Linked DNA regions of Homo sapiens: regions 2, 3 and 4 are each linked to region 1. The links are chromatin contacts, found by Hi-C in ENCODE. All regions are on one chromosome and are shown on one strand. The core of a region is the stretch at or near the end of the contact, and the rest is flanking DNA. Distances in the headings are between cores, read along the strand shown. Region 1 overlaps CFAP20DC-DT (CFAP20DC divergent transcript). Region 2 overlaps LOC105377114 (a long non-coding RNA gene). Region 3 holds the start of DNASE1L3 (deoxyribonuclease 1L3). Region 4 overlaps PXK (PX domain containing serine/threonine kinase like).

Region 1 (4,563 bases), core at 1,302-3,801:
CCGAGACTTGTGCAAAAGGCTGATCATATACAATAATTCTTCTAGAGTAAGAGATGCTTGTACCAGAATCAGGCAAGATAAAGGTGTTTAGGACTCTTTTGAAGAAACCATGTTTGAAAACTTTAAATGACATGTGCAGCTGCGGTGGTTTCAATATGTGCTCTCAGTTAGTTGATACTCCTTCTTTCAAGAGGTGGAATCTAATTCTCCTTCCCTTGAATGTGGGCTGGACTTAGTGACTCACTTCTGACAAACAGAATAAAGAGGAAGTGACAGGTATGTGCCTTTGGAGGCTAATTTATAAAAATCACTGTTGTTTTCTGTCTGATCTCTCTCTCTCTGTTTCATCACTCACTCCAGGGAAAGCCAAATGTCATATCCTGAGGACACTGAGGCAGCCATATGGTGAGGCTCATGTAGAGAGAAACTGAGGCCTTCCACCAGACTGCCAGAGAGTGAGACTTTAGATCACCGCAGCCCTGCTGACCTCCTAACCACCACCTCCTAAGCCAGAACCTCCTGAGAAATCCTGAGCCAGAACCACTTAGCTACTAAGCCTCTCTTGAATTCTTGACTCCCAGAAACTATGTGATAATAGATGTTAGTTGTTTTAAGCTGCTAAGGTTGGGTCAACTTGTTACGCAGCAATAGATAAATAATACAACAACCATATTAGTGTCAAACTGTTCTTTGATTTAGAAAGAAGAGAAAAGGAAGGGGAGGCAAGAAATGAGATCAGGATTCAGTTCAACATTTTTACCAAGGCAAGTAATTCAAGTTATCTTAACTTCTTTCCCTGGAGGCCAGGGAATTATATAAAGATCCAGAGAATTTCCTAGAAATGATTTTTGAAATTAATCATCTTCCTGCATAGACATTCTCAGACTCATGTTCCAGGTGGCAGCTGGGGAAGCTACACTGAATATCGCCACCTACCTCCCACCAGGGATTTCCAAACTGCTTATTTATCAAGCAGCCTTTTAAATAGGATATGTTATATAAACAGAGCCTAGCAAAGGACTGTGCACAAGATAGGCACTCGATAAACGTATTTTGGCGGAGCAATGGCTGCTGTGTTTATTCTTTTAATTAGCAAACACTTGAGTTCATATTCAAGTCAAAAAGACTAAATAACAAAACCTGAAACCAAGGTTAAAATCATGCTCCGTTTCTCTGTACTCATACGTAAGGAACTTTCTTTTCTTTTAGCATATGCCATGAGACAGTTGCATGAGAAGTTACTCTAAGAGAAAAGTATTTGATGTTCGTGTCTTCTAACACTGAGAATGGAAAATCTACCCAGCAACTCACGAATCAAAGAACACTTAATAGAAAAATAGGCTTGAGCAGCACTGTTTGTTGCGTTCTTTTATAGGAAAATTGAAAACATAGGATCACAAGGGTCAGATGGTTACTATTGGAATCTGGCTCCTATGAAACATAATATGTACCATTTCCCCCACCAAAATTGTGTTACTTTGTCCAAGTCACCCAATGGGGCACAGGATAAGGTGTTTTTCTGATGCACATAACCACCTAGGTTTCAAAAGGACATCTATTTAAAAGTGAGGTCCTGAAGAACACCAACAGTGACAGAAAAATGATATTTTTCTGTAACCTCAGCATCACAGAGAATAGTTCCATAAGAAATAGTTGACAAAAACAGAAAACTTTATTATTGAACATATATAGCACTATTCGGCAAAAATCCAATGCTGATGGCAACTTCCAAAACTAGGCCTTCTACCTTCTAGAGACTCTCATTCTGTACTAGAGTTTTAAGAAACTCAGAACACTTTACAGATCAAGGTGCCTTTATGACTTTGTTTTGTGGATGGATCTGTGTGTCAATAAGAAATTTTTAAAAATATCAAACAAATAGCAACTATCAAGGAAGTAGGAGAGAAGAGGGGTACAACAAAGAAAAATCAAACTTGAGGTACAATTTCACATGATCTTGCACATGGGGTTTAATAAGGTTTCAAAGTCAGCTAATTATAAAACTCTATAGATTAAATAATTGGCCCATGAAAGCTTTTATTAAAATGTCACCTGGATATCCCACTCCAAAAACATCCAATGCCATCTTGGTGTGAGTAGCCAGCTGCTGGCTTCTGAACAAAGGCTTTGAGTTTAGACTCAATATGGTGCTGTTGCTTTGAAATCTTGGAAGGAAGGAAACTACTCAGTGTCTCTTGCTTGATCCAAAGCATCCCTCATAAAAGTCTGCAGTGTCTCAACTGAAAATCAAAATGAGAACATCCTATATACATTAATGGTGGCCACAAATTTCAAAGAAGAAGGAGAAATGTATATAGAGCTGAGAAAAATAAGTGTGTAGCAACCCATTTTATTTCTAAGAGACGTCTAGAATTTCACAGCTCTGAAGAGAAAGGCAGAAAAACAAATAATTATTTGAAACAAAACGAAAACTTTGCTTAATCAATCTGTTAAAAGCTGTTGTGAAAGCATTTTTCTTCTCAAAGCGGAACTAGCTTACTCATTACCTCTTTCTTCCAATGAGTAATCCCTCCCTCTCTTCTCATTACCAGAAATACCTACTACCTCTTTCCATATGGAAAGTGAAACCCGACATTTTCTTTTCTAATAACAGCATCTGCGAAAATCACACTCTGTCCTGGATTTGCAGAGCACTTTCCTGCTTCATCCTCATAGAATCAGGCACTGAGTAAATGGGTAACAAATATCTGTGAGAGTGAACACACTGGACCTAAAGGTATAAGCAATGGCAATAAGAGTAATTCGGGTGCCATTGGGGGCTAAGAGCATGCGATAATCTCCTCTCTATAAAATTCCCAGAGGTCACTCAGACAGACAAATTTAAATTTCTCCTGAGTTGGAAGGTTCATTTCCCCTGGAGCTACATAGGCCACACTTGGACACCTTTAATTCTTAGAAAAGCACTCATCTATATTAAATGGAAATTTGCTCCCTGGAATTTCTACCCATCAGGCTCTGTTTTGACCCCTGGGGCTCCAGGACAAATCCCATGCTTGTCCATATCGCAGCTCTCTGGTGACTGGATATCACAGCTCTCTGGTGACTGGATGGCTGCTGTCTCATCTCCCATGAGTGGCATTTTCCCAGTGGTCAATCCTAGTGAAACAGGAAAAGTTCCCTTGTCCCCCTTGCAGGGCGTGCGATGGGGGTGTGGCTCGCTTCTTCAGTGCCCTGCCACTCAAACCTCTAGGGAAGCACACAGACGGGCAGGCTGTGGGGCCCCAACCTAACGGCAGTGTCCAGCGGTGAATGTTTACAGCTGAAGCCCCAGTGGGTGTGTATTACAGGGTGCTGTTTTAGTTTAGCCATCCATAGGTGGCTTGTGTTAGTCAGCTCAATTAGACCCCTGTCTTATCACAAGGACAGAGGGCTTTCTGTATCCTGGGATTCTTGCCTTGGTGTACCAGAAGAATCGGATCATACATGGGCTTGGAGAATGAATGCAAGGTTTTATTGCATGGAAGTAGCTCTCAGCAGATGGAGGAGCCAGAAGGGAGATGGTTTTCCCGTGGAGTACGGCCGCTTGGCCGCCCGACTCTTTTCCAACCACCTCAGCCACACTCCGCATTGTTCTGCCAGTCGATGGCCTGCCAGTGTGCTGGTGTTGTGCTACACTGGTGCATTCCTCTCGACATCCAGCCACCCATGTGTTCCTCTGCTGATGTGCTCCTCTTGACGTCCAGCCACCTTTGTGTCTGCCTGCTAGGGTTTCTAGGTTTTTATAGGCACAGGATGACAGTGTGGCAGGCCAGGGTGGTCCTGGGAAATGCAATATTTGGCCACAAATGCAGGAGTCCCTCTTCTCACCTAGGTCCGTGGGCACCGGCCGGGGGTGGAACCCTCACCAGGGACCATGTCCTTTTCTTCCCAGCACCTCTCTGCCCCCCTTCCATATCACTAAGTCGTTAGCGGTTCTTCTGTGGGCATGTTTCTGGCAGTGTGTTTTGAAGTCTAGTGCGAAAGGCCTCTACATTGTAAGTACCTGAGGAGAACCTTCATTGTGCAAATTTCAGAGTCCCCTCTTCAAACGCTGTATCAGATTCTCTGGGGTTGAGTCCTAGAATCTGACTAGATTTAGCAAATGCCCAGAAGACTCTTAAGCACACCACAGAATTCTCACCAGCCTCATCACTCACCTCTCAATGGGCCCCTTTGAACAATCACCTAGGACGTCTTCCAGTAGCCAGGTGTAACCTACAAGAAACGCGCTGTAGATAGTTCAAATGACTGCATGAAAGAAATACAATTAAACTTTGGAAATGGTCTGTGAAATCAGAGCTGTAATTAACTCAAAATGGTATTCACCCAGTGTTGAGGGCAATGTGCCACCGGATGCCTCTATGCGTGGCATGAGCTAGGTGGCTTTACGGGTGATGCCTGTTTAATCTTCCTGACCAGCAAGATCAGTATTTTGCCCATGTTCTATAGATGAGAAGACTGAGACTCCTTAGGGATGAGTGATTGATTTGTTTAATATCACAGAGCTGGGAAATCGAACCCAGATCCCTCTCAACCCAAAGCCTATATTTTCTCTCCTACTGA
Region 2 (4,563 bases), core at 557-3,056, 2.0 Mb before region 1:
CTCAGGTCAAGAAGATTCCAGAGTCCATGCTCTTTCATTTATGCCAAAGACTGCCCAACTATGGCCTGCAGGCCAAATCTGGCCAGCTGTCTGGTTTTGTGCCCCTCAAAAGCCAAGAATGGTTATTATAGTTTTATATAGTTGAGAAAAAATCAGAAGAAGAATAGTATTTCATGATGTGTGAAAATTATAAGAAATTAAAAACTTAAAATGTCAATGTCCATTTGTAAAGTTTTATTGGAACACGGTCATATCCATTTATTTATGTATTAACTACAGCAGCTTTTGCATTACAATGGCAGAGTTTAGTTGCAGCAGAGATTATGTTGGTCTGCAAAGCCCAAAACATTTTCTACCTAGACATTTATAGAAAAAGTTTGCCAACCTCTGATCTAGTCCATGGTTCTTAAGCCAAGTTAAATGTAAGCATTTAATGTTACATTAAACGTTCAGTTGAAGGCTGGGGCCCAGGGATCTGCATATTTAAAAATAAATACCCAGTATCATTTGACATACTTTCTTAAGTAATTATGATTACTATTACTGTCTTCCATTATGATTATGTGTGTATTTCTTCCTCTCCTTTATCCATCTTTGAGGGCTAGGACCATGCTAAAGTATCTTTGAATGAAAAAACAAGCATAGAATTTATGTATTAGTTTATTAGATATATATATCTGAGTATTCATTGTATGTCAGGTCCTCTTCAGTGGTAGAACAGAAGACCTACAGTCTAGGGGAAGACAAGAAAAAGGGCCAGGATAAAGCTACATGATAAGAAGTCCACATTAATTGATTAGAATAATACTTGCTATACATAATGGTAACTCATAAGACCCTTCAACTTTCAAAGAATAAGTTATTTTGGCTGCACGATAGCATTAGATGTATCTTACAGAATTTAAGAGTTTATACATTGGTAGTGCAAAAATAAGGTATAATGTATAGATATCACTGGAATTTGGGGGCCAGATAACCAGTGGTTAACTGTGTTTTGATCAAAATGATGAATTAGTGTGAATTCACAGGACTCATTTGTATGGCTATTTGTCTGGCTACTATATATTATAAAAACCCAACATATAGATGTCATGAGCTGTAGAAGGAACTAGATAAAGAGAGCCCATTTAACTTCAATAGGAAGGTGTCTAGAGATTAATTTTAGCACTTAGTGTCATTATGACATGTAGAATGCTGTGTTGAATAAATCTAATGGATTTTAAAGTATTTTTTAGAACTTTGACTTAATTATGATTTTCCTGGAACTGTGTAAGGCTCCTACTGTCAATATGCTAAGGTAACACTTTAGAATGAGAAAATAAATTTTCAGTTGAAACGTTACTGCCATCCATTAGACATGGAAGAAGCAGCTGTTACCACACTGCCAAACCAGGGTTATTTTTTGAAAAACACTAGTACATGCTGTAAGAGCAGAAAGTAGAAAATTACAATGCCATTTGAAAAAAGAATACCCCAACAACTTAAAAATAAACACTTTTACGTAGATGTATATATTAGTTATCTCTGGCTGTATGACAAATTACCCTCAAGTTTAGCAGTTTAAAACAACAAATATTTATTATCTCATAGTTTCTGTGTGTCTGAAATCTAGGAACAGATTGGATGGGTAATTCTGGCTTAGGATCTCTCACAAGATTACATGGCCAGGGCTGTAGTAATCTCAAGGTTCAACTGGGGCTGGAGAGTCTTCTGACCTCTCTCGCATGGTTGTTGTCAGGGTCCAGTTCCTCATGGGCCGTCAGACTGAGACTCTCAGTTCCTCACTGGCTGTTGGCCAGAGGCCTCTTTCAGTTTCCTGGCACATGAGCCTCTTCATAGGGCAGCTGGCTTCCATCAGAAAGAGCAAGTGGGAGAGCAACAGACAGCCAGGCAGAACTCCCAGTCATTTTTTAACCTAATCTCAGTGGTGACATTCCATCATTTTCATATATTTTATTCATTAGAAGTGGGCCACTAGGTCTAGTTTGCCCTCAAGGGCACAAGAGCATGAACACTAAGAGGAAGTAAACCCCAATTTTTATCATATTTCATTATAAGAGGAAAACAGGCATAACAAATCCAACCATTAGAGAAGCACCCTTCATTGGTAAAATATTTGTTGAGTGCCTACTATGTGCCAGCCATGGAGGATATGATAGTTCAAAACCAGCAAATTTCCCTGCCTTCATGTAGCATACTTTCTGTAGGAAATAAACCATTAGAAAGCATACTATATAGTGTCTGGTACACAAGGCTCTCAAAAGATGTTAGTTATTTTTTTTTTTCAGGGTAGATGGATATCTCCCCTGTCCCAGAAACAGAGCCAAACTCTCCAGTCTGTTGCATCTCTAATCCTATTGTAGACAAATATGATTTGTTTAACCAGAGCAGAAATGGCTTTTCTTTCACTTATGCTTGAAATAGGCGATTCATAATAGTTCACAACACTACACACTTGTAACTGCCTTTCTCCCATTTGTGTTTTTAAAGTGGTCTTTGTCAGAAAAAAATATAAATAAAAACACTAAAGAGTCCCACGGAAGTAGCTGTCCTAGTAGGTTTCCTGCAGCGCCGTGCTGACCACTGTATCCTTTTGCATTACACATGCCAAGTTGACCTAACGTCTTCCAGCTCCGAATTATTTTAATTGCTTTTTTTCTAGATGCATCTTTTCAGTCTCTCAAGGACTCTTTAAAAAATGGCTTCTTGAACTACAAACAAGATTTCAAATGTGTGCCTGGTTCTGCCAGGCAATTCTGCAGTTGCTTTCTCTAATTAATATTCCATATCTCAAAAAAACCGTCTCAAGATTTTAATTGACTTTTGTCACCCCCATCTCATTCAAGTACTGTGCTGGCCATCCTCGTACATTATTAATAAACCATGCGTACTCTGTGTGTTTTTTCCCTGCTGCCTGATGTTTAGTTCTTTCTTGAACTTTGTTTTGAATGACAATTGAAGGATAATTTATTGTGCTGGGCTTCCGACACTAGTACGGTCAGCTATAGTTTGCTGTGCTAATTAGGAAAAAACTGTCAATCAAAGAAGTTATTCACTTTAGAGAGTAGACATAGCTTCATTTGTCTTGTACATAAACTCCTTCATACGGTGTAGAGCTAACTTCCTATACCATTGAGAGAAGTATACTAACAAAGCTGAGTTATAAAATATTTTTATAGAAATATTGATTTAATCCTCTCAGGTTTAAAAATAGGTTTCCAAAATACAGTAAAAGGATAAGAATTTTGATGAATACAGTGATTGTTTATTAAAATGGATTCTTTGAAAGCATTCTTTAAAATACTTAAGTTCTTCCATTCATCATTCTTTGTTGTTAATTTCACAGAGTCTGCCAACTGAAACTTTCTGCCAGCCCCTTTCCAATGTATCAGAAATTTCACATGGGTTGCCACCAAATTAGCATCATTGATGCAGTGTAGTGTTCCTCTGAAGCCTGTTGATCTTCTCTGTGCATTCATCTATTCATGGGACTTCTAGGCATGGAACATCTATTTGTAGTAGTGTTGACCTTTTCCCCTGTTCAAATAACATTTTTGTAGTGCTCTTTTTTTCACCCAGGTTGGAGGGTAGCAGTGTGATCATAGATCATTGCAGTGTCACCCTCCTGGGCTCAAGGAATCCACGTGCCTCAGTCTCCCACATAGCTGGGACTACAGGCTTGCACACCACCTAATTAATTAGCACCCAGCTAATTTTTTTAAAAAACAATATTTTTTAGAGATGGAGTCTCACTATGTTTCCCAGGCAGGTCTCCTTCCTTCAGGCAATCCTCCTGCCTTGGCATCCCAAAGCGCTGAGATTACAGGTGTGAGCCACCGCACCCAGCTTGTAGTGGGCTATTCAAGTTTGTTTCTCCATCTAAAAGAGGAAGCACAGCCAACTTCTACTCAGATCACCTGAGTACTGTACATGGAAACGACTGTGCAGGCAATTGCTTTCACTGATGAATGAAGACACATCACAAAGAATCCATCCCCATGAAGAAGAATTACTGAGGAAAACACACCTAATACATTTAGGATTATTTTTCCCTCAATTATGAGAACATTGGTGTCTAAAGAGTACAGTTACAAGAACAAACATTTTGGGCTTATTATCTTTCAAACTAGATAGTTATAGCTAGAGGAAAGTGGATGGATTTTAGGAAAATTACTTGGGTATTTTGGAGTGTGGCAGGCTGATCTTTTATTCCAAACACCCACTGGGACACCCAATAATGTTATTTTCCTGTGGCCTCTGACATTTTTACTATATTTGTGCTGTTATCCCATGTTTTGTTAGGGATTTCTGACTCCAAATCCACAGCAACTCTAAAATAACTATTAATCCTGTGCCCATCATCTGCCTGTTTCCACTCAGACCTGTTCCCCACTTCCCCCTGCTCTGCTTGGTGGCCAGGAAGCTGGGCCCTGCCAATGGCATTTCCCTGACTCCCTTGCCAAGTGACTTTTGACTGGTTTGGCCATTGAAAGGCACTGGAAGGCAACTGAAGGGAGAGAGGAGAGGAGAAACCGGGTATTTTTTTTTCTCTTTCTTTCTACC
Region 3 (4,563 bases), core at 919-3,418, 1.2 Mb after region 1:
ATGCCTACTATGTACCTGCAAAAATTAAAAATAAAAACTTTGTTAAAAGAAAAAAAAAAAGAAAATGCCATGCTTTTAAGTTCAGCTTACAAAAGTTCTCATTCTTTTTATAAATCCAGCTAGAATTTCCAGATAAAATAAAAGTTGCCCAATTGAATACGAACTACCCCAAATTCAAATCTACCTACTGTTCTATATTTTTATTTGTTAAATCTGCCAATCCTAAACCCAACAAACCTAAATAATTACTTATAAGGGGTTTGTGGCCAATTTATAAACATTTTATACTTTATTTAATATGCCCTATTTTCTTTTAAAAGTTCTTCAATTGTCTGAACTAACAAAAAAGCTACTTTTAAAAAATACTAAATCATTTGAATTCTAATAAAGTAAACAAACAAAACATTGATGATAACCTAAAGTGTTTATAAATGTTCCAGAACTGTATTCAGACAAAGGTTTCAACGTAAAGTCATGAACCTGAATCAAACCCTACCAAGTGCACATTTTATAAGAGAGTTACAAGATTTTCTATATAGTTGGCCCAGCAGCTCTCATTAAGTCCATGAAATACCGCATATTCCATCTTAAAACACACAAAAAGAGTATACCATGGCTCTGAGTCTCTTAAACATTTCTACACTTTAATTCTAAATCTTTTTTCTGGTTGGAAGATGCCCATTCACCAAGAAAGACAATTAACCATTCCCTAGAGCTCCTTTTTTTTTGTTTTTGTATTTTATTGAGATGGAATCTCACTCTGTTGCCCAGGCTGGAGTGCAGTGGTGCAATCTTGGCTCACTGCAGCCTCTGCCTCCCAAGTTCAAGCCATTCTCCTGCCTCAGCCTCCCAAGTAGCTGGGATTATAGGCGCCCACCACCACGCCTGGCTAATTTTTGTATTTTTAGTAGAGACAGGGTTTCACCATGTTGGCCAGGCTGGCCTTGAACTCCTGACCTCAAGTGATCCACCCACCTCAGCCTCCCAAAGTGCTGGGGCTACAGGAGTGAGCCACTGCGCCCGGCCCAGAGCCACCTTTACCAGAGATTCAACCAGGCCTGAGGTCTTAGGTTGCAGACAACAGGGAGATTCATTGCAGCACGAACTCAGGAAACCATTTCCTTCCATGTACTATTTGGGGTTATCTTATAGAATTCCTGGCATGCTTGGCCAGTATGCTGCCTGGATGTATGTTGGGGATATATGTATAATTTTCCCTGTGGCTGTGGCCACAGACCCATCACCACAAGAGGGGTTGGTCCACAGATCCCGATGCTGGCTTGGAGTTATTCTTATTCCCTACCCTTTTCACAGAATTGTCTTTGCCAAAGTCCATTAATATACCTTGATTGGATTTTGCTTTTTTTTTTAATTTTTTTTTGCTTTACAGATCTTCATAGTTTCCTGCCCATATCTCTAAAAGTCATTTTGCTTGAGTTGATATCCTACAGTTCTTACAAGACCTTTCTCTCCCAGGGTCACACAACTCTCGCCAATATTAAATTAATATCAGCTTCAATCACGGGTCTCTCCATGGGTTTCACGGGCTATTTGCTCGCAGAGTCCAGGGACATTTTCCTCATCCATTCCATCAGATCCCCAATTGCTTTCTCTGGCAACACACTCCTAGTATTTGTACGGTAAAGCTGCCTAAAAAAATTAAGTAATTCAAACTACTCTTGACCTTACTTTACACCACCAGGGCAATTAGAGTCACAGTCTGGGTGTGTCTGAGGACAGCAGGCCGCCAAATCCCAGTGATTTAGAGAAAACCGAGCAGAATTTCCCATGCCTCCTGCCTCATTGTCCCCCAGCAGAAGGTTCCGTCACCCCAGGTGCCCTCTAGGGTGGACCACTTCCGAGTTCATCCACTGTCAGGAAAAGGCACATGGCATGCAACCGCAAGACCGATGACTAGATGTCAGAGCTGGCTCCCGGTTGGGATATGAGTGACTTTGTGGAGGATGGCGCCTAAATGAGGCATGCCAATTTCTGCACCAGGGTGACGAACATAAGGGCTCCTTAAAGGCTAGCCCAATGTATCTGTATTTCCTTGGGGATTAAAACCCATGATCTTCAGTTCCTCAGAGAACTGAAAGTTGCAAGGAGAAATCCAGTAATTCCTGTTATCTGCAGGCTTTATAAGTCAGTGGAGCCTGCGGAAGTGGCCAGAATCCAGCACTCCAAGCACTGCTGTCTTCTCACAGAGTCTTGAAGCCAGAGCAGCGCCAGGATGTCACGGGAGCTGGCCCCACTGCTGCTTCTCCTCCTCTCCATCCACAGCGCCCTGGCCATGAGGATCTGCTCCTTCAACGTCAGGTCCTTTGGGGAAAGCAAGCAGGAAGACAAGAATGCCATGGATGTCATTGTGAAGGTGAGCCCCTTTCCTGGGAGGAGGATCCCAGACACCCCTCACACCCTCTCTCCTGTCTGCAGACTTTAAGAGACTCAAGGAACTTAAAGTTGGCCCTTAGGGGGAATGTAGAAGCTGGCTTGGAACAATAACCACTTCAACTCTCTGTACCTCCTGCCGTCATCTTAAAACAGGGGTGATAACAATGGTTCCCTCCAGGGTTGCTGGGGGGACTACAGGAGTTGGCAAATGGAAAGCTCTTAATGTAGTATCTGGCTCATTATACGTTCCAGATAAGGGTTAGCCATTATGATTTTTATTGCTATTTATTGAATGCCTGTATCAGGCACTATAAGCACATGGTTTCACTTCATAATCTTTATGAAGAGGGACTATTACTCCCCATGTAGAGGTGATGAACAAAGAAAGATGAAGTAACCTTATACAGCTACTCCTTTTCACCAGCAAAGCCCAGCTCCTTTCTCTCTCTTTCCTTTTCTTCTTTCTTTCTTTTCTTTCTTTCTCTCTTTCTTTCTTTCTTTTTCTTTCTTCCTTTTTCTTTCTTCCTTTTTCTTTCTTCTTTCTGTCTTTTCTTTCTTCTTCCTTTCTCTTTTTCTTTGTTTCTTTCTTCCTTTCCCTTCCTTACTTTTTTCCTTCCTTCCTTCTCTCTCCCATCCTCATCATCCCTCCCTCTCTTTGTCTTTCTTTCTTCTTCTCCTCCTTCCTTCCTCTCTCCCTCTCCTCTACTTCCCCACTCCTTCCACTTTCGCTTACGCTTTCCTTGGGTGATATACCCAATGTCCGGGGACACTGCTTGCTTTCTCTGGAGTCAATTGACTCCCTTTATCCTACAGGTTAATTAATTTTTGATGCTGGCAACTTAACCCTTTCCCAGGACTCTGGAAAGGTACTTATTACCTTAGGAAACCTGAGACACCATGGTGTGGTAGGGGGGCCAGGAGCCCTGGGTCCAGATTCCACCTACCAGACTTGTGAGCTTGGGAGGCCCTGCCCCTCCCTGAACCACCAGCTCCCCTAGTAAAATGGCGACCACATCCAAATACCACCTGTAGCACTGGCTGGTGAAGAGAACTCAGGGTGCCTGAGGCACCCAGCAGAGCCTGCAGCAAGGTGGGTATTCATGAGCCAGAGCCGCTGCTGTTGCTGTCACTGGGAAGGAGGATTGGAGTGAGGACTGGCAGGCTCTGTTCTTCCTTGGACGAGCCTCTCAGACCCAGGTGGCCCTGCCCTTTGGGAGGTAACCAAGGCCTTCTAGATGGTGTTGTTTAGCCAGGATAGCAATGCCAAGCCTGTGGGAGCCATGACAAGATTGTTCAATGGGAAACCCTGACATGCAAGGCAATGATTTTCCCCACTTCACACATGGCCCGTGGAGCCTGGGTAGCCACTGAGTTCCCATCTCCTTCCTCACTGATGAAACCCGGCTGTCTTTTTGTTCCTTGGTGAGTCCATCATGGGGGCTTGAACTCTGCATCTCCCCTGAGCAGCTGTGTCCTGCAGAGCATGTCCGAAGTCCTTGTCAAGGCTGCCTCACCCTCCCCATCCTACCAAGAGGCCATCCCCAAAACACTGCAAGAGCTACCCTACAGGGCACTCACAGTCACCCGAGAATGCCAGGCATTCAGAATAGGATTATCCCTAGCGCCCATTGACCAAGCACCTCCTATAGGTGCTAATTTTTGTATTTTTAGTAGAGGCGGGTTTCACCATGTTGGCCAGGCTGGTCTCGAACTCCTGACCTCAGGTGATCTGCCCATCTTGGCCTCCCAAAGTGCTGGTATTACAGGCGTAAGCCACCGTGCCCGGCTGGGACTGTATTTTAACAGTTCAACATGGTGGGCTTTGTAGTCACGCAGACCTAAGTTCAAATCCTGACTCTACCACCTATCCTGGCTGTATGACTTTAAGCTAGTCACTCAACCACTCTGAGCTTGGTTTCTGCCTATGTTTAATGGGCTAATAAGCATAGTTACCCCACAGGGTTGTTGTAAGGCTCGGAGTAGGTTTGCAGTAAATGTCAGCTTTTATAATTATTATCATTATAATTATACCTCTTTATTTCTAATCCAGTCTGTTATCTTTGCTTACTAAGGGCTTAATAAATATTTATTATTATTATTGTAATTATTCAAGCAAAGCCAAGAGGCAGGATATTGTGGGGAGGTCATGAGCAAGGGGCTCTGGGCTTG
Region 4 (4,563 bases), core at 1,274-3,773, 1.0 Mb after region 1:
ATCTCAGAGAACTACCCACTACATGTTTAGTAGGCTAGAATAGACAACAACATAGAAACTCGGATCCGCTGGAAATGATGCTTTTTCTTTGGGCTCTGGTATCTGAGGTGGCCAGCTCCTCATCCCTCACGCCCTTCACTGGCACTGACCTGAGTACCTGCTGGAGACTGAAGCGCTCCCTCCTGGGCCATGTCTCCTCTACCTTCCCCCTTTTCCACTGCCTCAAAGACAGGCCCCCTGGGAGCCCTTCTGGAACCTGAAGGAGGAGCTGGTCACTGTGTCATGATCAGCCACAATGTGCCATCCCTCCTCCATAGCACAGCCACAAGTCCCCAGCAGGGGAGGGCACACATTTTCCAGTCACAGAGATCTGGAACGAAGCCCAACGACTGCTTATTAGCTTTGCAGCCTAACTTCTCTGTGCTTCAGTTTCCTCACCTGCTAAATCACACCTTCAGAGTCATGGTGAATATGAAAGAAGACAGTATATTTAGAGCAGCCAGCACAATGGCCAGCTTTGTAACTGTTTTCTTCCCTGCTAAGAAAATAGCAAACACAAAGTGTCTGCAGGTGAGTATATCACGACTCTAATCAGCAAGCACAGAAGACGGTGGCAGCACTGTGAAGAGCACCCAGAAAAAACAAAAAGCAGCCATTCTCTTTAAATATGAGAAACAATTGTATCAGTCTCTGATTTCTAAGAAGGAGTACCATGACTCCAGCCTCTGTTGTCCTAGATTCTATGCCCACTTTTGGCTATTTTTTTTTTCCTACGTTTTTCAGGTTATCCTCAATGAGCATAAATTATTTTTACAATCAGGAAAAACAATTTTTGGAAAAGTTTCTCAGTTTGCTACACATGTAATTTAAAACATGATACTTTAAAATAAGAAATCCTGGCCAGGCACGGTGGCTCACACCTGTAATCTCAGCACTTTGGGAGGATGAGGCAGGTGGATTGCATGAGCCCAGGAGTTCAAGACCAGCCTGGGCAACATGGTGAAACCCTGTCTCTACAAAAAATACACACACACACACACACACACACACACACACACACACAAATAGCTAGCTGTGGTGGCGCACACCTGTAGTCTCAGCTATTTGGGGGGCTGAGGCGGGTGGATCACTGAAGCCCAAGAAGGATCATTTAAGCCCAGGGAGATGGAGGCTGCCGTGAGCCGTGATTGCACCACTGCACTCCAGCCTGGGCGATAGAGTGAGACCCTTTCTTGGAAAAATAAAATAAATTAAATAAGGAATCCTGAGTAATAAAGATTGAGATCATCTGAGCTTGGGTAAGAGCCTGGTATGTTATCAATGATAAATGCACCTTTTTTCCTTTGACAAGGGAGCTTTTGGTCATTTTACTACTCATCAGTACTTTCTGTGCTGGGGAGACTGGGAAAACAGAAGATGAAAGTAAAGTAAAGGAGCTCTTCTACTTGTAACAGGGCTGCTAAAGCATTTAGTGGGAGAGAAGCTTGAAACTATAGGCTGAAGTCAAGCTAGAAGTCCCTACTGGTTTTAATAATGGTCACCATCACTTAGGATAACGTACATATAAATCTATCCTTCCTACTCTGAGAAGGTTGCTGTGTCATCCTGAGACACTAGCTCCAATTTCATAACCAACTGTGGAAGTGACCACAGTACACATGCCATGCAGACACATATCTTCAGAGAGGGAGGTATAACTGCTCTGCTTATGGGGCACTTACTCTCTGCCTTCTAGCCCTCAGTTTACTCCATCTCCCAACAATGTCTGAAGGGAGGCGTCACTACATCTCTTATACAACAAAAACCCTGAAGCTCAGAGAGGGTAGATGCCTTAAACAAGGGCGCACCACTAGTATGTGATGAGAATAGACTCCACCCCAGGCCAGTCTGACCCAGGGGCACAGCGGTTCCTACCTTCTATGCCCTTGGACACAATACTTTCACATGCTCCAAGGACTCATTTTGATGAACAGAGTGCAGCTGGACAGGCAGAACCAGTCTATCAAGTCAGGGGGAAGCTGACAGGGTGAAGGGCAGAGTAAGGACAAGAACCCGGGCCTGGAGAATATGAGTTACTATAGCAATAGAGCTCTCAGAATACCACAACCACCTGGTTTTAATACCCCTATACTTTGCAGCCTACCTCCTACTACATGGACACAAACTGCTGGAGCTGAATGTAATGTGAGCACCACCTAGAAGTTATGTACAAGTAAGAAACTATTTTTTCTCCAAAATGTTAAGCAAGCCCCATAATGTACATTAGGCAGTTAAGAAGCAGTCGAAAGGAACATTTTTATAAGAACATGCCTAAAGTGGACATCAGGTTTATGTGATCCTCAGCAATTTGAATAGTAGTTAATTTCAGTTGTACAAAAACGGAACAGGGTCCTCCACAAAGCTGTTTTGCTTCTACACTGTGCTCCTGTTAAACTCCCCAAGGTACTAATAACGGTTGCACCTCAGTGAGCTTCCTTCCTGTGTGTTACTCTTAAAAACCACAGAGGCTCTGGGACTCAGTAGTCACAAAACCCCAATGGCTGCAGGGCTAGCAGGTTCTATCCGTTAAGCTCAGTCTTTCTCAACCAGTTCAGCAGTTTGAAGAGAGCAGTGACCTAAGGCTTGATATCCAATATGGTAGCCACTATGCACAAGGGACTACTGAGCTCTTGGAATGTGGATAGGGTGACGAAGGGACTGAATTTTTAGCTTAATTTTATTAGCCTAGTGGCTAAAATACTGGATAGTGTGCAGTTACAGACTGTTTATTTGCAGGTATAAACACAGATATTTATGAAAATGTGGCCAGGTGCTGTGGCTCATGCCTGTAATCCCAGCTCTTTGGGAAGCCGAGGAGGGTAGATCATTTGAGGTCAGCAGTTCAAGACCAGCCTGGCCAACATGGTGAAACCCCGTCTCTACTAAAAATACAAAAATTAGCCAGGCGTGGTGGCAGGAGCCTGTAATCCCAGCTACTCAGGAGGCTGAGGCAGGAGAATCGCTTGAACCGGGGAGGCAGAGGTTGCAGTGAGCCAAGATCACATCACTGCACTCCAGCCTGGGCGACAGAGTGAGACTCCGTCTCAAAAAAAAAAAAAAAAGATATTTATGAGAATGAAAGCATACTAAACATAGTGTGTTATGACTTGCTTTTTCTCTCACTTAATATAACATGGATCTCTCTCCATAACAACACATTTGGGATTTTATTTTTAATTTCTTTTGGAGATGGGGTCTGGCTCTGTCGCCCAGGCTGGAGTGCAGTGGTACAACCATAGCTCACTGCAGCCTTGAACTCCTGGGCTCAAGTGATCCTCCCACCTCAGCCTCCCTAGTAACTGGGGCTACAGGCATGAGCTACCATGCCTGGCAAATATTTTTAATGTCTGTATCTCTGCTGCCTAGTAGCCACAAGCAATATGTGGCTACTGAGCATCTGATATGTGGCTAGTCCCAATTGAGATATGCTGTAATTGTAAAATACACACCAGATTTCAAATACTTTTATGACAAGAGGAATGCAAAACATATTAATTAAAAAAAAGTACAGACAGGGTCTCACTCTGTTACCTAGGCTGGAGTGCAGTGGTGCAATCATAGCTCACTGCAGCCTCCACTGCCTGGGCTCAAGGGATTCTTCTACTCAACCTCCTGAGTAGCTGAGACTACAGGTATGCCACCACACCTGACTTTTTTTTTTTTTTAAGTTTTGTAGAGACTAGATCTTGCTATATTGCTTAGGCTGGTCTCGATCTCCTGGCCTCAAGCAATCCTCCCTCCTCAACCTGCCAAAGTGCTGAGATTACAGGCATTAGTCACTGCACCTAACATAGTAATAATTTTTATAATGATTCCATGTTGAAATTATAATATTTTGGATATATTGGGTTAAATATATTATTTAAATTAATTTCACCTGTTTCTTTTTACTTTTTTAACATGGCTACTAGAAAATGTAAAGTTACATATGTGGCTAGCATTATACTTCCATTGGACAGCACTGCCCTAAGGCCTCTGTCGTATGTAGTGAATTAACTCCATCCCTATGCAGCCAGAATGGAAGAACTGAGAAAACGGTCACACAAATCATTGTCTGGTTCTGTGGTTCAGAAGGAGACCACTAGCTTGTCCTCTTTCAACCAATGCTTAGTGGAGCCATCAATCAGGTCCACCACTCTGTAGGCCCTGACAACAGATCAGCTTAGGGATGGCTGCCAACTCTTACCTCTTTCATTCAAAGTTCACTAGTCAGCTGGGCACGGCAGCTCACACCTGTAATCCCAGCACTTTGGAAGGCAGAGGTAGGTGGATGACTTGAGGTCAGAGTTCAAGACCAGCCTGGCCAACATAGCAAAACCCCACCTCTACTGAAAAGACACAAAAATTAGCCGGGCACGGTCTCACGCGCCTGTAGTCCTAGCTACTTGGGAGGCAGGAAAATCACTTGAACCCGGGAGGTGAAGGTTGCGGTGAGCCAACTTCACACCACTGCACTCCAGCCTGGGCAACAGAGTGAGACTCAGTCTCAAAAAAACAAAACAAAGTTCATTAGCCTCATAGAAA

What was found. Hi-C counts contacts between places; a loop is a spot of excess contacts on that map. Pooled maps may share reads with other maps.
Region 2: a loop to region 1 is called in a map with no recorded cell type, with 10 times the contacts of the local background. The contact joins two enhancer-like sites. A Hi-C loop is called at or near these places in 9 of 37 single-sample maps with no recorded cell type and 4 of 50 pooled maps.
Region 3: a loop to region 1 is called in a map with no recorded cell type, with 9 times the contacts of the local background. The contact joins the promoter of DNASE1L3 here to the enhancer-like site in region 1. A Hi-C loop is called at or near these places in 2 of 37 single-sample maps with no recorded cell type and 3 of 50 pooled maps.
Region 4: a map with no recorded cell type shows a loop between it and region 1 (16-fold over the local background). The contact joins two enhancer-like sites. A Hi-C loop is called at or near these places in 2 of 37 single-sample maps with no recorded cell type and 3 of 50 pooled maps.

Annotation. Positions count from the first base shown.
Region 1 is chr3:59,384,384-59,388,946 of GRCh38, reverse strand. The region is part of intron 5 of CFAP20DC-DT (CFAP20DC divergent transcript); the gene reads right to left. Among named protein-coding and RNA genes, the nearest start is that of CFAP20DC-DT, 300 kb to the right of the region's middle. RefSeq lists a silencer at 2,485-2,544 and an enhancer at 2,715-2,774. Within about 2 kb of position 2,551, at least 2 of the 41 ENCODE cell types and tissues checked have a DNase peak (open chromatin) inside an H3K27ac peak, as active enhancers do.
Region 2 is chr3:61,355,839-61,360,401 of GRCh38, reverse strand. All of the region lies in intron 3 of LOC105377114 (a long non-coding RNA gene), which reads left to right. Among named protein-coding and RNA genes, the nearest start is that of FHIT, 110 kb to the right of the region's middle. Within about 2 kb of position 1,806, at least 2 of the 41 ENCODE cell types and tissues checked have a DNase peak (open chromatin) inside an H3K27ac peak, as active enhancers do.
Region 3 is chr3:58,208,577-58,213,139 of GRCh38, reverse strand. DNASE1L3 (deoxyribonuclease 1L3) reads left to right here and starts at 2,168. Exons shown (of 8, transcript NM_004944.4): 1 at 2,168-2,374. The coding sequence starts at 2,234. It overlaps LOC107986091 (a long non-coding RNA gene), which reads left to right. Exons shown (of 3, transcript XR_007095932.1): 3 at 1-131.
Region 4 is chr3:58,347,896-58,352,458 of GRCh38, reverse strand. The region is part of intron 1 of PXK (PX domain containing serine/threonine kinase like); the gene reads right to left. Among named protein-coding and RNA genes, the nearest start is that of PXK, 17 kb to the right of the region's middle. RefSeq lists an enhancer at 2,674-2,953. Within about 2 kb of position 2,523, at least 9 of the 41 ENCODE cell types and tissues checked have a DNase peak (open chromatin) inside an H3K27ac peak, as active enhancers do.